2 separate regions of the Homo sapiens genome follow, and region 2 is linked to region 1. A link is a loop called in an ENCODE intact Hi-C map of the cell type or tissue named here. Cell type or tissue: spleen. All regions are shown on one strand. Each heading gives the region's core, and the rest is flanking DNA. Links, peaks and the distances in the headings are about the cores only. Region 1 has its middle 10 kb from the start of ANGPTL4. Region 2 overlaps NFILZ (NFIL3 like basic leucine zipper).

The links. A loop is a pair of places that touch in the nucleus more often than their neighbours do. Peaks named below come from ENCODE experiments on the same cell type or tissue, not always from the same donor. Only the 100,000 strongest peaks of a DNase experiment are listed, where the experiment ranks them.
Region 2: a loop joins it to region 1, with 11 times the contacts of the local background. A loop is called at or near these places in 7 of 110 quality-filtered maps.

Annotation. Positions count from the first base shown.
Region 1 is chr19:8,348,863-8,359,431 of GRCh38, reverse strand. No RefSeq gene overlaps it. Among named protein-coding and RNA genes, the nearest start is that of ANGPTL4, 10 kb to the left of the region's middle. RefSeq lists an enhancer at 5,224-5,303. In spleen, for the core only: CTCF peaks have their summits at 5,130 and 5,330 (motif pointing left); a DNase peak (open chromatin) is centred at 5,301; H3K27ac peaks cover 2,342 bases; H3K27me3 peaks cover 3,365 bases.
Region 2 is chr19:8,636,344-8,646,912 of GRCh38, reverse strand. The region is part of intron 3 of NFILZ (NFIL3 like basic leucine zipper); the gene reads right to left. Among named protein-coding and RNA genes, the nearest start is that of NFILZ, 11 kb to the right of the region's middle. In spleen, for the core only: a CTCF peak has its summit at 4,613 (motif pointing right); DNase peaks (open chromatin) are centred at 6,402, 6,699 and 8,452; H3K4me3 peaks cover 3,947 bases; H3K27ac peaks cover 4,175 bases; H3K27me3 peaks cover 3,455 bases.

The DNA of each region.
Region 1 (10,569 bases), core at 866-8,865:
GGGCCCGGCATGGTGGCTCACACCTGTAATCCTAGCACTTTGGGAGGCTGAGGTGGGTGGATCACTTGAGTCTGGGAGTTCGAGACCAGCCTGGCCAGCATGGTGAAACCCCATCTCTACTAAAAATACAGAAATTAGCAGGCATGGTGGTGTGTGGCCGTAATCTCAGCTATTTGTGAGGCTGAGGTGGGAGATTCGCTTGAACCCAGGAGGTGGAGGCTGCAGTAAGCGGAGATCGTACCATTGCACTCCAGCTTGGGTGACAGAGCAAGACTCTGTCTCAAAAAAAAAAAAAATAGCTAGGCGTGGTGGCACATTCCTGTAGTATGAGCTACTTGGGAGGCTGAGGTGGGAGGATCATTTGAACCTGGGAAGTCGAGGCTCAAAGCTACAGTGAGCCAAGATTGCACCCCTGCACTCTAGCCTAGGGGACAGATCAAGACCCTGTATCCAAAAAATAAATAAACACACATAGAGACATAAAATATAAATATATATAATACACACAGAGACACATACATATGCAATACACATAAAGATATATATATACATATATGGAGAGAGCCACACTTACATACAGAGAGATACATATATATAACATACACAAACAGGCTGGGCAGGGTGTCTCACACCTGTAATCCTGACACTTTGGGAGACTGAAGTGGCAGGATTGCTTGAAATCAGGGATTTCAGACCAGCCTGGGTAACAAAGTGAGACCCCATCCCTCCAAAAAATAAAAGATTAGGGCTGGGCGTGGCGGCTCACGCCTGTAATCCTAGCACTTTGGGAGGCCGAGGCAGGCGGATCACCTGAGGTCAGGAGTTCAAGACCAGCCTGGCTGACATGGTGAAACCCCATTTCTACTGAAAATACAAAAAAAAATCAGCCGGGCATGGTGGCATCTGTAATCCCAGCTACTTGGGGGGCTGAGGCAGGAGAATCACTTGAACCCGGGAGGCAGAGGTTGCAGTGAGCCAAGATTGTGCCATTGTATTCCAGCCTGGGTGACAAGAGCGAAACTCCATCTCAAAATAAATAAATAAATATAAAAATAAAAAAATAAATAAAATAAAAAATTAGCCAGGTGTGGTGGTGCCTACCCGTACTCCCACACGTACTCAAGGAGGCCGATGCAAGAGGACAACTTAAGCTCAGGAGGTGGAAGCTGCAGTCTGCTATGATCGTACCATTGCACTCCCATTTGGGCATCAGAGTGAGACTCTGTCCCAAAAAAAAAAAAAAAAAAAAAAGAGGTCTGGCACGGTGGCTCAGGCCTGTAAACTCAGCTCCTCGGGAGGCTGAGGGAGGAGAATCGCTTGAACCTGGAAGGCAGAGGTGGCAGTGAGCTAAGACTGCGCCATTGAACTCCAGCCTGGGTGACAGAGCAAGACTCCATCTCAAAAAAAAAAAAGGCCGGGCGCGATGGCTCACGCCTGTAATCCCAGCACTTTGGGAGGCCGAGGCGGGTGGATCACGAGGTCAGGAGATCGAGACCATCCTGGCTAACATGGTGAAACCCCGTCTCTACTAAAAATACAAAAAATTAGCCAGGCGTGGTGGCAGGCACCTGTAGTCCCAGCTACTCAGGAGGCTGAGGCAGGAGAATGGCGTGAACCCAGGAGGTGGAGCTTGCAGTGAGCCGAGATGAGGCCACTGCACTCCAGCCTGGGCAACAGAGCGAGACTCTGTCTCAAAAACAAAAAAAACAAGAAACAAAACAACAACAACACACACACACGTATACGTAATACATAAGTGCATAAGTGCATAGATAGATAAAATACACTCACATAGAGACGTATTCTTATATATTTATATAATACACTCATGCAGGGTGAGATAATACACACTTTTTTGTACATCTTCTTTTTCTGACCCACTTAAGGATATATTGCACACATAACGTGTGCCTTTTGCCCTTTACTAAGAAAAAAAAGTGTTTATATAACCGTGGTACAGCTAGCAATTTCAGGAAATTTGACCCTGACATAGTACTGTTATCTAATCTATGGTCCATATTCCAGTTTCATCAATTGTGTCAAGCATGACCTGAACAGCTGTGGTTTGTGTTTCTGTTTGTTTTCCTTTGTTTTGGAGACAGGGTCTCACTCTGTCATTCAGGCTGGAGTGCAGTGGTGCGATTATAGCTCACTGCAGCCTCCAACTCCTGGGCTCAAGTGATCCTCCTGCCTCAGCCTCCTGAGCAGCTGGGACTACAGGCACATGCCACCACACCAGGCTAATTTTGGTATTTTTTGGTAGAGACAGGGTTTAGTTACATTGCCCAGGCTGGTCTCAAACTTGAACTCCTGAACTCAGGCGATCCTCCCACCCCGGCATCCCACAGACCTGGGATTACAGGCATGAGCCACTGTGCCTGGCCACAGCTGTTTTTTGTTTTGTTTTGTTTTTTTAAAAAAAACTGAGTCTCCCTCTTTTGCCCAGGCTGGAATGCAGTGGCATGATCTCAGCTCACCACAACCTCAGCCTCCTGGGTTCAAGCAATTCTCCTGCCTCAGCCTCCTGAGTAGCTGGGAATACAGGCACACGCCACCATGCCCAGCTAATTTTTGTATTTTTAGTAGAGATGGGGTTTCACTATGTTGGTCAGGCCGGTCTCGAACTCTGACCTCATGATCCTCCCGGATACACTATAATGTGCTAGGATTACAGGCGTAAGCCACCGCGCCCGGCCTCACAGCCATGTTTTTTATGAGCAGGACCCTATCCAGAATCATCCACTGCATTTCATTGTCATATCCTGTTGGTCCTTTTTTTTTTTTTTTTTAATCTGAGACAGGGTCGTTGTTATGTTGCCGAGGCTGGTCTCAAATCTGGACTCAAGCAATCTTCCTGCCTCAGCCTACTGAGTAACTGGGAATACAGGTGCATTCGCTATACCAGGCAGGGCACTGGCATTTTTTGAGACACGGTCTCACTTTGTCACCAAGGCTGGAGTGCAGCAGTGAGATCACAGCTCACTGCAGCCTCAACCTCCTGGGCTCAAGTGATCCTCCCACCTCAGCCTCCTGAGTAGCTGGGACAACAGGCATAAGCCACTATGCCTGGCCAAACACTGATATTTTCGAGATGTACACACCGGTTTTTTGTAGCACGTCCTCCATTTTGCATTTGTCTGATGCAGATGTTTCTTCCCCTTAAGGTGCCTGTTATGTATTTTTGGCAGTGATGTTGTGTCCTTCTCAGTGTATGATATCAGGAGGCACATGATATCTGTTTGCTCATTGGCACCATGAATGGTGCTAAGATTTAACTACATAAGTTGAATCCTAGATGGTCAATGCTGCAATGGGGTAAGCACACAGGCCTAGAAGAGTATAGAAAAGATGTCAATCCCATTAGGTAAGGATTCCTGGAGCAGGGGTCCTAAGACTGAGAGATGCTTGACAGAGTCCTAGACAAAGTGTACAGGAAATAGATGACTCAGGTTCAAGGAAGAGCATGAAAAATTCTCTCTGGCTTGAGACATGCAGGATTCTTCTCAGACAAGCCCACAAGGTTGTTAGGACTATGTAATGGCACATCGTGTCCAGTGACTGGCCTCTACCGCCCCCAGCAACTAACCACAGTCTTCCTGCCACACTGTACTCACATCCAGGTCACCAAGAAAGGTCAGCCCAAGAGCAGGACCTCAAACACTCAGGGCAGAAAGGATGACTCAGAATCTGGGCTGGTGCTCAGAAGGGAACGGGGTTGCCTTTCCACCCTCCCCTATTAGCTTTTCCCCATAATTCCTTCCAGTCTGGGAACTTGTACATTGCAGGGCAGACAGCTATGAAGTCACTAAGGAAATAATAACTGTAGCAGCGTACATTTATTTAGTGCCACCTTTACACCATCAGACACTTGTGTAATCCATTTTATCTCAACCTCAAGTCGGTCCCTGAAAGGAGATAAATTGAGCTTCTGAGACCTTTAGGAATTTGGACAAAGTCACACAGCTCAGAAGGGTCAAGATTTGAACCTAGGCCAGGCGTGGTGGCTCATGTCTGTAATTCCAGCAATTTGGGAGGCTGAGGTGGGCAGATTACCTGAGATCAGGAGTTTGAGACCAGCCAGGCCAACCTGGTGAAAACTTCTCTCTACTAAAAATACAAAATATTAGCTGGGCATGGTGGTGAGTGCTACCTCCCAGCTACTTGGGAGGCGGAGGCAGGAGAATCGCTCTAACCTAGGAGGCAGAGGCTGCAGTGAGCCAAGATCGCACAACTGCACTCCAGCCTGGGTGACAAAGCCAGAATCCATCTCAAAAAAAGAGATAAAAAAAAAGATTTGAACCTAGTTCTCTTTAGTTCCAAACCATTGAATCTCTCTTTCTGTCTTTTAAGACGGTGGCGGGGGAGGGCACGTGGGGTGGTGGTGGGATGTCTTGCTGTGTTGCCAAGGCTGGATTGGAACTACTGGGCCCAAGAAATCCTCCCATCTCAGCCTGCTCACTAGCTGGAATTAACGGTGCCCAAAACCGTGACCTCTTTTATTTTATTTTTCATTTAATTTTGTTGTTGTTTTGTTTTTGAGACGGAGTCTCACTCTGTCGCCCAGGCTGGAGTGCAGTGGCACTATCTCGGCTCACTGCAAGCTCCACCTCCTGGGTTCATGCCATTCGCCTGCCTCAGCCTCCCGAGTAGCTGGGATTACAGGTGCCCGCCACCAGGCCCAGCTAATTTTTTGTATTTTTAGTAGAGATGGGGTTTCACCGTGTTAGCCAGGATGGTCTTGATCTCCTGATCTCATGATCCGCCCGCCTCGGCCTCCCAAAGTGCTGGGATTACAGGCGTGAGCCACCGTACCTGGCCTATTTTTAAAGCTTGTCATTGTTTTGTAATTTACGATTTATTTATTTATTTATTTGAGACAGCGTCTTGTTCTGTCACCCAGGCTGGAGTGCAGTGGGGCGATCTCGACTTACTACTACCTATGCCTCCCAGCTTCAGGGGGTTCTTATGCCTCAGCCTCCTGAGTAGCTGGGATTACAGCTGCTGGCCACCATGCCCGGCTAATTTTTGTATTTCTAGCAGAGACTGGGTTTCACCATGTTGATCTTGAACTCCTGATCTCCAGTGATCCACCCGCCTCGGCCTTCCAAAGTGTTGGGATTACAGGCGTGAGCCATCGCGCCCAGCCTATTTTTATTTTTGGGAAATTATTTTTACAACAATAAGAAAAAGCTAGAGATAGATTCCCCCACTACCCCCCACCCCGAAAATTCCTTCTCTGTATATACCCGGTTTGACAACCGCGGCCCCGGGGGGTTTACCCTAGATAGCAGCGCCCTCTGGTGGTGAACTCGAGAGCAGCTGTTCTGGCCGCTCAGACGCGCTCCTTTCCCGCTGATCCCAGGCGCCTGAGAGGAAGTTCAAGGCCTCCTGGCGGCTGCCCGCCCGCTGTGGGAGGCTCGAGAAGACTGAGTAAATCAAGGGGGAAGTGGAGATGATGACGACGATGATGATTTTTGAGACAGAGTCTCGCTCTGTCGCCCAGGCTGGAGTACAGTGGCGCGATCTCGGCTCACTGCAACCTACACCTCCCGGGTTCAGGGGATTCTCCTGCCTTGGCCTCCCAAGTAGCTGGGACTACAGGCGCACGCCACCACACCCGACTAACTTTTGTATTTGTAGTAGAGATGAGGTTTCACCATGTTGGCCAGGCTGGTCTCAAACTCCTGACTTCAAGTGATCCACCCGCTTCAGCCTCCCAAATTGCTGGGATTATAGGCGTGAGCCACTGCACCCCGGTTGAGACAGTCTTGCTCTTGGCCCAGGCTGCAGTGCAGTGGCGTGATCATAGCTTACTGTAGCCTCAAATTCCTGGGCTCAATCAATTCTGCCATCTCAGCATCCTGAGTAGCTGGGACTACGGGAACATGCTACCATCCCCAGCTAATTTTTAAAAATGTCTGCTGGGTGCAGTGGCTCATGCCTGTAATCCCAGCACTTTGGGAGGTCGAGGCGGGTGGATTACGAGGTCAGCAGATGGAGACCATCCTGGCTAATGCGGTGAAACCCCATCTCTACTAAAAATACAAAAAATTAGCCAGGCATGGTGGCAGGTGCCTGTAATCCCAGCTACTAGGGAGGCTGAGGCAGGGGAATTGCTTGAACCCTGGAGGCGGAGCTTGCAGTGAGCCGAGATTGCGCCACTGCACTCCAGCCTGGGCGACAGAGCAAGACTCTGTCTCAAAAATAAATAAATAAATTTTCTAGAGACAGGGTCTTGCTTTGTTGCCCAGGCTGGTCTCAAACTCTCAGCCTCAAGCAATTCTCCTGTCTTAGCCTCTCGAGGCACTAGGATTACAGGCATGCACACCACAACTGGCCAATGCTGTCTTTTGAAGCTCCTGACTGGGGCCAATTAGCTCTCATGTCAGGGGTGTCAATGTTCTGAGACAGGCCGGGCACAATGGCTCACGCCTGTAATCCCAGCATTTTGGGAGGCAGAGGTGGGCGGATCACCTGAGGTCAGGAATTTGAGACCAGCCTCGCCAACATGGTGAAACCCTGTCTCTACTAAAAATACAAACAATTAGCTGGGCTGATAGCAGGTGCCTGTAATCCCAGCTACTGGAGAGACTGAGGCTGAAGAATTGCTTGAATTCGGGAGGCGGAGCTTGCAGTGAGCTGAGATCGCGCCACTGTACTCCAGCCTTGGCGACAGAGCGAGACTGTCTCAAAAAAAAAAAAAAAAAAAAAAAAAAAACTGTTCAGAGACAGGCGCAGTCTCTCTGGGCAGTTAAGCATTCCAGATGGGGGCAGGGGTGCCTTGGAGTTTCCAGGAGGCCCCTAAAATGGCAAAGGAGCTGAAAGTGGCTCCCAAGGGGTTCAATGTATTCTGGAGTGCCCGGGAACCTCCTCCCTCTCTCTTTTCTTTTCTGACTCAAGCCTCAGCCTGGGACAGGGTGGGAGAGAGAAGGGTCACATTTTCTACCATGAACACCCAGGGTATTAGGAATGTGGGGGAGGAGGGAAGTTGTTTAAGAGGTCTAAGAGCATCTTCCTCACCCACGCAAGCAAAATTCCTTTTCTTTCTTTCTTTCTCTTTCCTTCTTTCTTTCTTTCTCTTTCTTTCTTTCTATTTCCGTCCCTCCCTCTCTCTCTTTCTTTCTTTTCTCCCCTCTTTCTCTCTTTCTTCCTTCCATCCTTCCCTCCCTCCCTCCTTTCTTCCTTTTTCTTTCCTTCTTTTTCTTTCTTTCTCTTTCCCTCCCTCCCTCTTTTTCTTTCTTCTTTTCCCCCCTTTCTCTCTTCCTTCCTTCCTTCCCTCCCTCCCTCCTTTCTTTCTTTCTTTCTTTCTTTCTTTCTTTGTCTCTCTTTTCTTTCTTTCTTTTTTTTTTGACAGAGTCTCGCTCTGTCACCCAGGCTGGAGTGCAGTGGCGCGATCTTCGCTCACTGAAACCTCTGCCTCAGCCTCCTGAGTAGCTGGGATTACAGGTGCACAGCACCATGCCCGGATACATTTTTTAGTTTTAGTACAGATGGGGTTTCGCCATGTTGGCCAGGCTGGTCTCCAACGCCTGACCTCAGGTGATCCGCCCACCTCAACCTCCCAAATTGCTGGGCATGCAGGCATGAGCCACCGTGCCCGGCCCCTTTTCTTTCTTATACCTCTCCCCACTGGCTAGCTAGGCAGGAATACTCTTCAGAAATTCTTGGTCTGCAGGGAGCTTGAAATCACCTTTCAATCTTTCCATTCAGTGAAAATTTATTGAGTGTCTACTGTGTGCTGAGCACCTGTGGTGGGATTCTGAGTAGCTGGGATTACAGGCGCCCACCACCACAGGCTGGAGTGCAATACTGCACTCTCAGCCCATTGCAACCTCTGCCTCCTGAGTTCAAGTGATTCTCCTGCCTCAGCCTCCTGAAGAGCTGGGATTACAGGCGCACGCCACAATGCCCAGCTAAATTTTGTTTTTTTTTTTTGAGACGGAGTCTCGCTCTGTCACCTAGGCTGGAGTGCAGTGGTGCGATCTTGGCTCACTGCAAACTCCGCCTCCCGGGTTCATGCCATTCTCCTGCCTCAGCCTCCTGAGTAGCTGGGACTACAGGCACCCGCCACCACGCCCGTCTAATTTTTTGTATTTTTAGTAGAGACGGGGTTTCACCGTGTTAGCCACGATGGTTTCAATCTCCTGACCTCGTGATCCGCCTGCCTTGGCCTCCCAAAGTGCTGGGACTACAGGCGTGAGCCACCGCGCCTGGCCAATTTTTGTATTTTCAGTAGAGACGAGGGTTTCAACATATTGGTCAGGCTGGTCTCGAACTCCTGAACTCAAGTGATCCGCCTGCCTCAGCCTCACAACATTCTGGGATTACAGGCATGAGCCACCACTCTGGCCGCAATTTCCAATCTCCTTTTCTCTCTCTCTGTCTCTCTCTCTCTCTCTCTCTCTCTCACACACACACACACACACACACAAACACACACCCCTCTGCTTCCATCATAACACCTTCTATAACTCTGACCCTCCTACCTTTCTCTTCTTTTTTATTTTGAGACAGAGTCTCTGTCTTTCAGGCTGAAGTGCAGTGGTGTGATCTTGGCTCACTGCAATCTCTGCTTCCTGGGTTCAAGAGAAGTGATTCTCATGCCTCAGCCTCTGGAGTAGCTGGGACTACAGGCATGCACCACCATGCCTGGCTAAATTTTTTGTGTGTTTTTAGTAGAGGAAGGGTTTCACCATGTTAGCCAGGCTGGTCTCGAACTCCTGGCTTCAAGTGATCTGTCCGCCTCAGCCTCCTAAAGTGCTGGGATTACAGGCGTGAGCCACTGTGCCAGCCATAATGATTTTATGTTATGAGACAGGGTCTCACTCTGTTGCCCAGGCTGCAGTACAGTGGCTCAATCATGGCTCACTGCAACTTCGACCTCCTGGGCTCAAGCGATCCTCCTGCCTCAGCTTCCCAATGTGCTGGGATTACCGGAATGTGTCACTGCACCTGGCCAATAATCAGGTTTTTATCTTGCCTTTCTTCTCTAAAAGTGTCACTGGAAAACCAGATAGTACATAAGAAGAAGTATCTTGCATAAAAAAAAAAAAAAGAATTCAACTAACAAATAAGGACGAAATGGCCAGGCGTGGTGGCACAAGCCTGTAATCCCAGCTACTAGGGAGGCTGAGGAAGGAGAATCACTTGAACCTGGGAGGCAGAGGTTGCAGTAAGCTGAGATTGTGCCACTGCACTCCAGCCTGGGTGACAGAGCGAGATTCCATCTCATAAAAAAAATTAAATAAGTAAATAAAGAAGGAAGAAACACAAGAGATATGACATCACTATTTTGTAATCTCTAAGGAGTTAATTCTCGATGGCTACTGGACTGAGGAAAGGAGGCACAGCCAAACATCACAAGCCTCCTAGTGAAAGAACAGAACGCCATCAGTAGTCATGTCAAAGTAATCAAATCTGAGTCTGACCCCAGTTCTAGAAGCAACCGCCAATTTGCAGGGAATACCAAGGACAGAAGAACATCCTGAACTAACTACACAATGAGTGTAGGATCAGCAACATTTAGACCATAGGAAACACTTCAGGACAAGCAGCCAATTGTGCGATCCTTTTTTTTTTTTTCCTTCCTTCCTTCCTTCCTTCCTTCCTTCCTTCCTTCCTTCCTTCCTTCCTTCCTTCTTTCCTTCCTCCTTCCCTTCCCCTCCCTTCCTCCCTTCCTCCCTTCCTCCCTTTCTCTCTTTCTCTCTTTCTTTCTTTCTTTCACAGGGTCTCACTCTGTTTCCCAGGCTGGAGTGCAGTGATGTGATCACAGCTCACTGCAGCCTTGATCACCTGGGCTCGAGCGATCCTCCCACCTCAGCCTCCCCAGTAGCTGGGACTACAGGTGCATGCCACCATACCCAGCTAATTTTTGTAGTTTTTGTAGAGATGGGGGGTCTCACTATATTGCCCAGGATAATCTCGAACTCCTGGGCTCAACCGTTCCTGCTGCCTCGGCCTCCCAAAGTGCTGGGATTACAGGTGTGAGGCACCATGCCCAGGCATGCAATGCTTCTATTGTAAGGGAAAGGGAGGGATGGAGAGGAACCTGTGAATTAAAAGAGGCTTAGGCCGGGCGCGGTGGCTCACACCTGTAATCCCAGCACTTTGGGAGTCCCAGGTGGGCAGATCACCTGAGATCGGGAGTTCCAGACCAGCCTGGCCAACATGGAGAAACTCCATCTCTACTAAAAATACAAAAATTAGCCGGACGTGGTGGCGCATGCCTGTAATCCCAGCTACTCAGGAGGCTGAGGCAGGAGAATCGCTTGAATCTAAGAGGCAGAGGTTGCAGTGAGCCAAGATTGCACCACTGGACTCCAGCCTGGGCAACAAGAGTGAAACTGCATCTCAAAAAAATAAAATTAAAAATAAATAAATAAATAAATAAACAGGCTTAGGCCGGGCGCGGTGGCTCGTGCCAGTAATCCCAACACTATGGGAGGCTGAGGCTGGTCGATCACAAGGTCAGGAGATCGAGACCATCCTGACCAACATGGTGAAACCCCATCTCTACTAAAATACAAAAAATTAGCTGGGCATGGTGGCTTGTGCCTGTAGTCCCAGCTG
Region 2 (10,569 bases), core at 1,033-9,032, 290 kb before region 1:
GTTCTTCCTGCCTGGGTTTTCCTAGCCTAGATCCGGGTCAGGAGGAAGGCTGTGAGGGGTCACTTCTCTGAGGATACGCATTTGCTCTTGGTTTAGGAGGAGCAGCAGAGGAAGGGCATTTTAGACAGAGGGAACAGCACAGACAAAGGTCCTGAGGTGTTTGGCAAATTGGAGGGACAAAGAGGAGCTCGGTGAGGGCTGAGTGACGTGGGGACAGCAGTGGGAGACAGGACGGGAAGTGATAGAGGGAACTGCATTGTGCAGGGCTTGCCGGCCACAGTGGGGATTGTGGTCTTTAACCCAGGGGCCTCGGGGAGCCACTGACGGTTCTAGGCAAAGGAAGAGTGGCTCTTACTTCCTCTCTCCAGTTATGCAGCCTCTGGCATTACTGGGAAACAGTCAGAACTCCTTTGGGTGTAAAAACAGAAGCAAGTGGCAGAACTGAACACAAGGTGAGGGGTCCAGGAATCCTGGTTCTGGCCACGCCAGCTGTGTGGCCTTGGACAAATTGCTTAACCTCTCTGCGCCCCAGCTTCCTCATCTGTGCAATGGAGATTAATACAAGGCAAGTGGTTAGGCTGGGCGCAGTGCCTCACGCCTGTAATCCCAGCACTTTGGGAGGCCGAGGTGGGCAGATCACTTGAGGTCAGGAGTTCGAGACTAGCCTGGCCAACATGGTGAAACCCCATCTCTACTAAAAGTATAAAAATTAGTTGGGTGTGGTGGAACACACCTATAATCCCAGCTACTCGGGAGGCTGAAGCAGGAGAATCACTTGAACCCAGGAGGCAGAGGTTGTAGTGAGCCGAGATCGCGCCACTGGACTCCAGCCTGGGCAACAGAGCAAGAGTCCATCCCCCCCAAAAAAAAAGAAAAAAAAATAAGGGTCTGGCATGTAGTAGGAGCTATACAATGTCACATATTATTTAGGTTGGTGCAAAACTAATTGTGGTTTTCCAGTTACTTTTAATGGCAAAAACCACAATTACTTTTGCATCAACCTAATATCATCTTCGTTTTCACAGTAAATATGGACCCACATAACTGAAAAGCTAGCTGCTTCAGGTGAGGCTTGATCCAGGCATCCACCAGACCTCACCAAGGCTCTGGTGCCTCTCCTCTGCCATCACTGGCTGCCTGGGCTTTATGTTCAGGCTCCACATTGCAGCTAACGCCCCAATCCTTCCCCAGTAGTCCACAAAGCAGTCACTGCCATTTCTCCCATTCTCCTACCCACACCCTCTAGGGCCAGCTCGAGGGTCTCTTTCAATTGCTCCCAAGAAAGAAAAAGGGAGGTGTACTTTCCCAGAATCCCCAGCAAATGTCCTTGCCTCTCATTGGCTCTGGGTGTGTTACACACTCACTCCTGAGCCAATCACTGTAACCAAAAGATGAGGTGTTGGCTGGGAGCTGGGGTTTGGAGCCAATCACAGCTGAGGCTGGGGACAACATGATCAGAAAAAGTAATGTAGGAGCCAGGAACTGTGGCTCATGCCTGTAATCCCAGCACTTTGGGAGGCCTAGGCAGGAGGATTAGCTTATGGCCAGGAGTTGAAGACCAGCCTGGGCAACATGGCTAGACCCCCATATCTTAAAAAAAAAAAAAAAAAAATCACCCAGGTGTGGTGGTGCAAACATGAGGTCCCAGCTACTCAGGAGGCTGAGGTGGGAGGATCACTTGAGCCCAGGAGTTTGAGGCTGCAGTGAGCTATGATTGCACCACTGCACTCCAGCCTGGGCGACAGACAAGACCCTGTCTCTTAAAATAAAACAGAATTAAGGAAATTGTATCTCATACAGTGAGATAATTGATAAGTAAGAAAATGGAAAGCTGGACAGGTGCGGTGGCTTATGCCTGTAATCCCAGCACTTTGGGAGGCTGAGGTGGGGGATGGGGGGAGGGTGGGATCACCTGAGGTCAGGAGTTCGAGACCAGCCTGACCAACATGGCGAAACCCCATCTCTACTAAAAATACAAAATTATCCAGGAATGGAGGCGTTTGCCTGTAATGTCAGCTACTGGGAGGCTGAGGCAGGAGAATCCTCTGAACCAGGGAAGCGGAGGTTGTGGTAAGCCGAGATCATGCCATTGCACTCCAGCCTGGGCAACAAGAGCGAAAACTCAGTCAAAAAAAAAAAAGTCATCTGGCTGGACATGGTGGTTTAAGAGTGTAATCTCAGCACTTTAGGAGGCCGAGGCAGAAGGATTGCTTGAGCCCAGGAGTTCAAGACCAGCCTGGGCAACACGGTAAGACCCCCATCTCTACAAAAAAAAAATTCTTTTAATAGCCAGGCATGGTAGCATACACTTGTGTTCCCAGCTACTCAGGAGGCTGAGGCAGAAGGATCTCTTGAGTATGGGAGGTTGAGGCTGCAGTGAGCCATGGTCTCCACTGCAATCAGCCTGGGCAACAGACTTCAAAGTCATAGCATAGACTGACTTTAATAGAATGAGATTCTTGACTGACCTCCGCTGGAAATGAGTTGAAATACATGTACAAGTTGACCCTATTACCAGCTACGGTGGCTCATGCCTGTAATCCCAGCAATTTCGGAGACTGAGGCATGTGGATCACTTGAGGTCAGGAGTTGGAGACCAGCCTGGCCAACATAGTGAAACCCTGTCTCTACTAAAAGTACAAAAATTAGTTGGGCATGGTAGCAATCGCCTGTAATCCCAGCTACTTGGTAGGCTGAGGCATGAGAGTCATCTGAACCCAGGAGGTGGAGGCTGCAGTGAGCCAAGACCATACCACTGCACTCCTGCCTGGGTAACAGAGCAGGACTCCATCTCAATTAATCAATCAATCAATCAATCAATGCCCTATCTCCAAATTCAGTCACACTGGGGTTTGGGGCTTCAATACGTGCATTTGGGGTGGAACAATTCAATCCATAATGAGGGAAGGAGGTGTTGGGGGAATGCAAATGGCTGAGAGAGAGAACCCCACAATAAACGAAGAAATGGAAATGTCCTGTGAATTAGTCAGAGTTCTCCCAAGAAACAAAATCAATAGCTGATCAGAAAGGTGGAGAGAGAGCGACAGCAACAGAAAGAGATAGAGAGATCCAGGGTGAGATTTATTATAAGGATTATATAATTACAGGGCTCATCTGATTATGGAGGCTGAGACATCCTATGATCTGCTTTCTGCAAGCTGAAGACCCAGGAAGATTCATGGTATTGTTCAAAGGTTGGAGAGCCTGAGAGCCAATGATGCAGATTCCAAGCCAGGTCTGAAGGCCTGAGAGCCAGGAGCACCAGGGGTAGAAGATCAATGTCCCTATTCCACAGTTTGACACAGACAGAATTCAACCTTCCTCTCTGCCTTTTTGTTCTAGTCTGGCCCTCAACAGATTGGATGAGGTCTGCCCACATTGGGGAGCACCATCTGCTTTTCTCAGTCCACCAATGCAAATGCTAATCTCTCCCAGAAACACCCTCCCAGATACACTCAGAAATAATGTTTAACCCAGATATCTGGGTGTCTTATGGCCCAGTCAAGTTGACACATAAAATTAACCATCACATCCCATAGAGAGGAAGTTATTTTCCATCATAAGACTGGTGGGCTAGCCTGGAAGTTATGGTCTCTACTTATAAACTCTCTTCTTTTGAGAAGTGAAAACATGTGAAAACATATCTTTAGAGTCAAAATCCTTAGCTGGGTGTGATGGCTCACGCCTGTGATCCCAGCACTTTGGGAGGCTGATGCAGGAACTTCACTTGAGCCCAGGAGTTTGAGACCAGCCTGAGCAACAGAGGGAGACCCCATTTCTTCAAAAAATTTTCAAATTAGCCAGGTGTGGTGGTGCATGCCTATGGGTCCAACTACTCAAGAGGCTGAGGTGGGGGGAGAGCTTGAGCCTAGGAGGTTGAGGATGCAGTAAACTATGATCACACCACTGCACTCCAGCCTGGGTGACAGGGAGATACCCTGTCTCAAAAAAAAAAAAAAGAGTCAAAATCCTTTAAGTTGAAACTGACGATTCAACACCCAACCACTCGCCAGCAAACATGTGTGACAGATTGGGGAGTGGGAAGAACAGCCCCAATATTTACAATATTTGTCATTTCCTCCAGTCAAGAGATAGATTCTGTTTCCTTACTTCCTGAGTCTGGGTTTGACCATATGGCTTGTTTTAGCCAATCAGACATTACCAAACATGACACAAGGGGAAGTTCTTGCGCATTAGGGCTATATTCTCTGCTTTTCCTAGCAACTCTGCAACCACCATGGGAATGAGCTTGAGCAAGCCCACCGGAGAGGCCACGTGGAGGAGAACCAAGGCACCCCAGCAAACAGCCTGCTAATGGACTCATGAGTGAAGCAATCCAAGGTAGTCAGCCCCAGCCAACCCACCAGCTAACTGTAGCCACATGCATGGGCCCAAGCAAGACCGACAGAAGAACCGCCTGGCTAAACTCAACCAAGTTGCCAACCCACAGAATCAAGGGTTAATAAGTGGCTATGGTTGCAATCCATAGGGTAGTTTGTTACACAGCAAAGGCTAACAGATACAATGTGTAAACACACTCTCTTTGGAAAGAGACATAGCCACTAATTCCCCAACAATAACCACACAGGCAAAGACATGCATGTGATCACCATGTTTCAGTGCTGCAAACCCTACTTTATTCATCACAGAACCACTAGGTGGCAGGAGTTCTTTGGTTCAAACTTTGACTTAGCTACAGGCTAAAGAATCAACTCGGGTCTACACTTAAAAAAAAAAAAAAAGAGAACGGTGATAAAAATTAGAGCCATAGGCCAGGCATGGTGGCTTCACACTTGTAATCCCAGCACTTTGGGAGGCTAAGGCAGGAAGATCACTTGAGCCCAAGAGTTCAAGATCAGCCTGGCCAACATAGCAAGACCCTGTCTCTACAAAAAACATAAAATGTAAAAAAAAGTACTAGCTGGGCATGATGGTGCACATCTGTGGTCCCAGCTACTTAGGAAACTGAGATGGAAGGATCCCTTGAGCCTGGGAGTTTGAGGCTGCAATGAGGTGTGATTGTGCCACTGCACTCCAGCAGCCTGGGCAACAGAGTGAGAAGCTCTCTCTAAAAAAAAAAAAAGCTATCATTTATTAAGGCATTGGTTCTAAATGCTTCACATATGTGTCATGTGATCCTCATAGCATCCCTACCAAGTAAGTGCTATTATTATCCTGGCTTTGCAGATAGGGAAACTGAGGCACAGAGAGAAGACATCTCAGCTGGTAAGGGAACTCACATCCAGTTCTTACTCTGACACCAAGGGCTGTCATGAAGTGTCTTCATAACCCTGAGCAAGTCTTTGTGCTCTTTTGACTCAGTTTCCCCATGTGTAAAATAAGAGAACCAAGCTAGATCAGAGGTTATGAACCCAGAATTGGAATGGGCTCTGTGGATAAAATTTTGCAGCACCACAATACCATACAACTATCTGCAAAATCTTTTGGGTAAATATATTTGGGGTGGGAGGAATTTTGGCAATGGGCCAGCAGTGGTCTTTAGATTTGGGTGAATTCCTAAACAAGTATGTGGTCCAGAAACATTTAAGAAACACTGGAGAGGCCAGGCATGATGGCTCACGCCTGTGATCTCAGCACTTTTGGAGGCTGAGGTGAGCGGATTGCTTGAGCCTGGGAGTTCAAGACCAGCCTGAGCAACATAAGGAGACCCCATCTCTACAAAAAAAAAACAAACATTAGTCAGGTGTGGTGGTGCATGCCAGTAGTCCCAGCTACGCGGGAGGCTGAGGTGTGAGGATCACTTGAGCCTGGGAGGTCGAGGTTGTGGTGAGCCGTGAGAAAGAAACATTGGAGAATATGCTCTTGAAGACCCATCCTTCAAGTGAACACCAAATGCTACAATTACAAAGATGCAGAAACCAAGCAAACCTTGCAGAGAACAGTCTTAGTTACAATTCAGTCCATATTACCGAGGCATTGAACTGCAGTCAAGGTTAAGTGTAACCCTGGTCTTCTTCCAGGCTTGAGTGATATGCATCTTTCCAATACTATCTGCACCCTCGTCTCAGAACTAAACCAGTTCTGGGCTTATCCCATACAGCACGACCTGCCCAAGGAGGTTCTCCTCACCCCTGCCCCTTGCAAGGTGCTGTTGCTGTAACTTTGACCTCTGGTCCTTGAATATCCACACCCTGAGAAAGCAGTTAATGATTACAGAAACTGTGAGAAGAGTCCACAACATATTCTGTTGCCAACGCTTGCCTAATTTTCCAGAAGTCTGGTGCAATGTGGCTGCTTCTGGTCTCTTGAGGTTTGTCTGGGGATGGGTTGCTGTCTCTCATCGTGTCGCCGCCTCAATTTTTCTGGACTGTGCCAGCTCTTACCCACCCGGGAGCAGCAGCGTTCAAGACAGCTTGACATCAAAGGCACCTTCTGCTGCTCACAGCCATTGGCCCCGGGTGTCCTAAGTGAACTTCCCCTTCACAGGACAGCCTGGTAAACTCCAAGCCGGTCATCACGCTCTATGCTGTGTTATGCAACAAGTGTGTAAACTTTTCCTGTTGGTGGTGGAATGCTTTGTCAAGCAACATCTTATGCAGAAGCTCAAGCAATGGTAAAAAAAAAAAAAAAAAAAACTACAGCAGGAACAATAGGTTCTTGCTACATTGGCCAGACTGGGAGAGCACAGTATCTTGAGAGGCAACCTGCAGGCAGTCCATGTGCAAGAGTGATCTGGGGGAAAATCAAGAACACAGGACCGGTTCACCCGCAAAGCACTGGCCCCAGGAAGGTGGGTGAGGGCAAGAGTTCAGCGGGCAGGAACTCAGGCCAAGACGCAACCATGAGAACAGAGGCCCTGGGAATTCACAAGCATCTCACAGAGGGCACCAGGCTTCCCACAGGTCGTGGGAGAGAGGCAGACGCCAAATCTCTGAGGCTCTATTGACCCCAGCTGACATCTGGGTAACATCTGTTATACAAAAGAGCCGGGACCCAGCCAAAACATGGCAACCCCAGTAGGGCTTTTAAACACCCAGCAGGGTTTTTTAAATAGTGTTAGAGAGATTCTTTCACAACAACAAACTCACTAATGGCCACCTGGCTCAGCTGCCGCCCAGAGACACCCAACACACACACGCCTACCGCATATAAAAATAAACTAATCCTTACCCCATGTGTGGTATATGCCAGACACTGGCCTATCACTTTACACATATTAATTCATGTCGTCCTTCCAACAACTCCTTCAGGTAGGTGCTATTATCATCCACCCAGCAGCCAGAGAGGACACCCTCAACACATCCCAGGGTAAAAGCTTGAGTACTTTCTGCAAATCTTTTTTTTTTTTTTTTAATTTTCTTAAGAGATGGTCTGGCTCTGTGACCCAGGCTGTATTGCTGTGGTGCGATCATAGCTCACTACAGCCTCAAACTCCTGGGCTCAAGCGATCTTCCTGCCTCCTGAGTAGCTGGGACTACAGGCACATGCCACCATACTTGGCTAATTGTTGCGTTTTGTTTTGTTTTGTTTTGTTTTTGTAGAGGCAGGGGTCTTGCTATGTTGCCCAGGCTGGTCGCAAACTTCCAGGCTCAAATGATCCTCCTGCCTCAGCCTCCCAAAGTGCTGGGGTTACAGGTGTGAGCCGCCATGCCTGGCCTGCCATGCCTGTAACTCTTGAGATCTTGCAAGCTCTCCTTCCCCACAACACCCACTGTCACCTCTCTGCCTTTGCCCTCCTTCCTCTCACCCCTTCTATCACTCTGCTCCAACCACATGGACCTCCTCACTGTTCCTTAAACAGCCAAGTAGGCCGGGCTCAGTGGCTGACACCTGCAATCCCACCACTTTGGGAGGCCGAGTCGGGCAGATCACTTGAGGCCAGGAGTTTGAGACCAGCCTGGCCAATGTGGTGAAAGCCTGTCTCTATTACAAATACAAAAAATTAGCTGGGCATGGTGGTGTGCGCCTGTAATCCCAGCTACTCGGAGGCTGAGGCAGGAGGATCCCTTGAACCCGGGAGGCAGAGGTTGCGGTGATCCAAGATTGTGCCACTGCACTCCAGTCTGGGCAACAGAGCGAGATTCCATCTCAAAAAAAAAAAAAAAAACAGCAAAGTAAATTCCTGCTTCAGGGCCTTTGCACTTGCTTTGCCCTCTGCCAGAAAGACTCTCCCCTCCCCTCCATCCCCCTAGAAGCACCTCACTCTCCTCACCTTCCCCGGGAGGTCCCCCCACCTCTAAAGCTGCAGCCTCTTCCCCATGTACACAAACGCAGCCCTACCACCCTGTGACATACTGCAGACTTGACCAACTCTTCATCTTTATTTCTGCCTTCCTGGCCCACCAGGGCAGGCATTTGGGTCTGTTTTGTTCGCCGCTGCAACCCCCAGTGCTTGGAATGGAGCCTGGCACGCAGGAGGTGTTCGTTCCGTAAATATTTGTTGAATGAATGAATCCACACTGAAAGAGGAAACGGGCAGGAGAGAAGTTGGGCAATTCGCCCAAGGCCCCACAGTCCTTAAGTGGCAGAAGCAAGACGGGAGCCCCCACAGTTCAACTGCACAGGCTTCCTAACCACTGTGTGAGGTTTTCCCCCAGGCACATCCCTTTGCACGCCCACAAATGCACACAGCGGCTAACGCACGTGCACACTCATGAACGCACGTGTAAATTCCACCACCAACAGGATAAGTGTGCGCACTTCTAGCATCACACAGCATAGCGTGTGACGCCTGGCTTAGCGTTTACCGCGGAATGGCAATGAGTTCGTTGTAGAATCTAGGGGTGAGTGTGCCTGTGCCCAATTCTTTCCATTTTTCTGTGTGTTGGAAAGAGTTTCTAATGTTGAGAAAATTTGACTTCCCATAGCATCTACTGATCTTTGCTCTATTAAGGTGGCCTGGCAAGGTCATGCTGGCACTAACCTGTGTTGGGGAAAGGTCTATGAAGTCCTTCTCTGTTCTACAAGAGCAAGGGGACTATGTGGAGGCTTTTTGTTTTTCTTTTTCTGTTCTTTTCTTTTTTTTTTTTTTTTTTTTTTGAGACCATCTTTAGTCTTGCTCTTGTCGCCCAGGCTGTAGTACAGTGGCGCAATCTCAGCTCACTGCAATCTCCGCCTCCCTGGTTCAGGTGATTCTCCTGCCTCAGCCTCCCAAGTAGCTGAGATTACAGGCATCTGCCACCATGCCTGGCTAATTTTTTGTATTTTAGTAGAGATGGAGTTTCACTATGTTGGTCAGGCTGGTCTCAAACTCCTGACCTCAGGTGATCCACATGCCTCAGCCTCCCAAAGTGCTGGAATTACAGGCGTGAGCCACTGCACTCGGCCTTTTTTTTTTTTGAGATGGAGTCTCACTCTGTCGCCTAGGCTGGAGAGCAGTGGTGCAATCTCGGGTCACTGCAACCTCCACCTCCCCAGTTCAAGCTATTCTCCTGCCTCAGCCTCCCAAGTAGCTGGGACTACAAGTATGCACCGCCATTCCCTGCTAATTTTTGTATTTTTAGTAGAGAAGGGGCTTCACCATGTTGGTCAGGCTGGTCTCGAACTCCTGACCTCAGGAGTTGCTGAGTTCTATGGTAACTTTGTGTTTAAGGTTTTGTTTTGGTTTGGTTTTGGTTTTTTTTCTATTGCCCAGGCTGGAGTGCAGTGGTGTGATCTCAGCTCACTACAATCTCTGCCTCCTGGATTCAAGTGACTCTCCTGCTTCAGCCTTCTGAGAGCTGAGATTATATGTGTGCGTCATCACACCCGGCTGGAGTGCACAGTCCTAGCTCACTGCAGCCTCGAACTCCTGGGCTCAAGTGATCCTTCTGCCTTGGCCTCTTAAAGTACTGGGACTACAGGTATGAGCCACCACATTCAGCCTTGCCCATTTTTTTAAAAACTAGGCAAGGATTTGGTTAGAATGAAGATTCTGGCCTCCCCTCCAGGCACCCTGTCCTATACCTCACCTGATTCGCACTTCTATATCTTCCCCTTGGCCCCAGCTCTATCCCTGACTGTCCCCCTCCAGTATCCAGGGGACCAGTGTCCTGTCTCTCCATACAAAAGCCTCCATATAGGCCAGGCGCAATGGCTAATGCCTGTAATCCCAAAACTTTGGGAGGCCAAGGTGGGCGGATCACTTGTGGTCAGGAGTTCGAGGCCAGCCTGGGCAAAAGGGTGAAACCTCACCTCTATTAAAAATACAAAAATTAGCCAAGCATGGTGGCTCACGCCTGTAATCCCAGCACTTTGGGAGGCCAAGGCAAGCTGATCACCTGAGGTCGGGAGTTCAAGGCCAGCCTCACCAACATGGTGAAACCCCGTCTCTACTAAAAATAAAAATTAAAAAAAAAAACATAGCTGGGCATGATGGTGCATGCCTGTAATCCTAGCTACTCAGGAGGCTAAGGGAGGAGAATTGCTTGAACCCAGGAGGCAGAGGTTGCGGTGAGCCGAGATGGCGCCATTGAACTCCAGCCTGGGCGACAGAGCAAGACTCTGTTTCAAAAAAAAAAAAAAAAAGATGGAGTCTCGCTGTGTTGCCCAGGCTGGAGTGCAATGGCGCAATCTCGGCTCACTGCAACCTCCGCCTCCCAGGTTCAAGCATTTCTCCTGCCTCAGCCT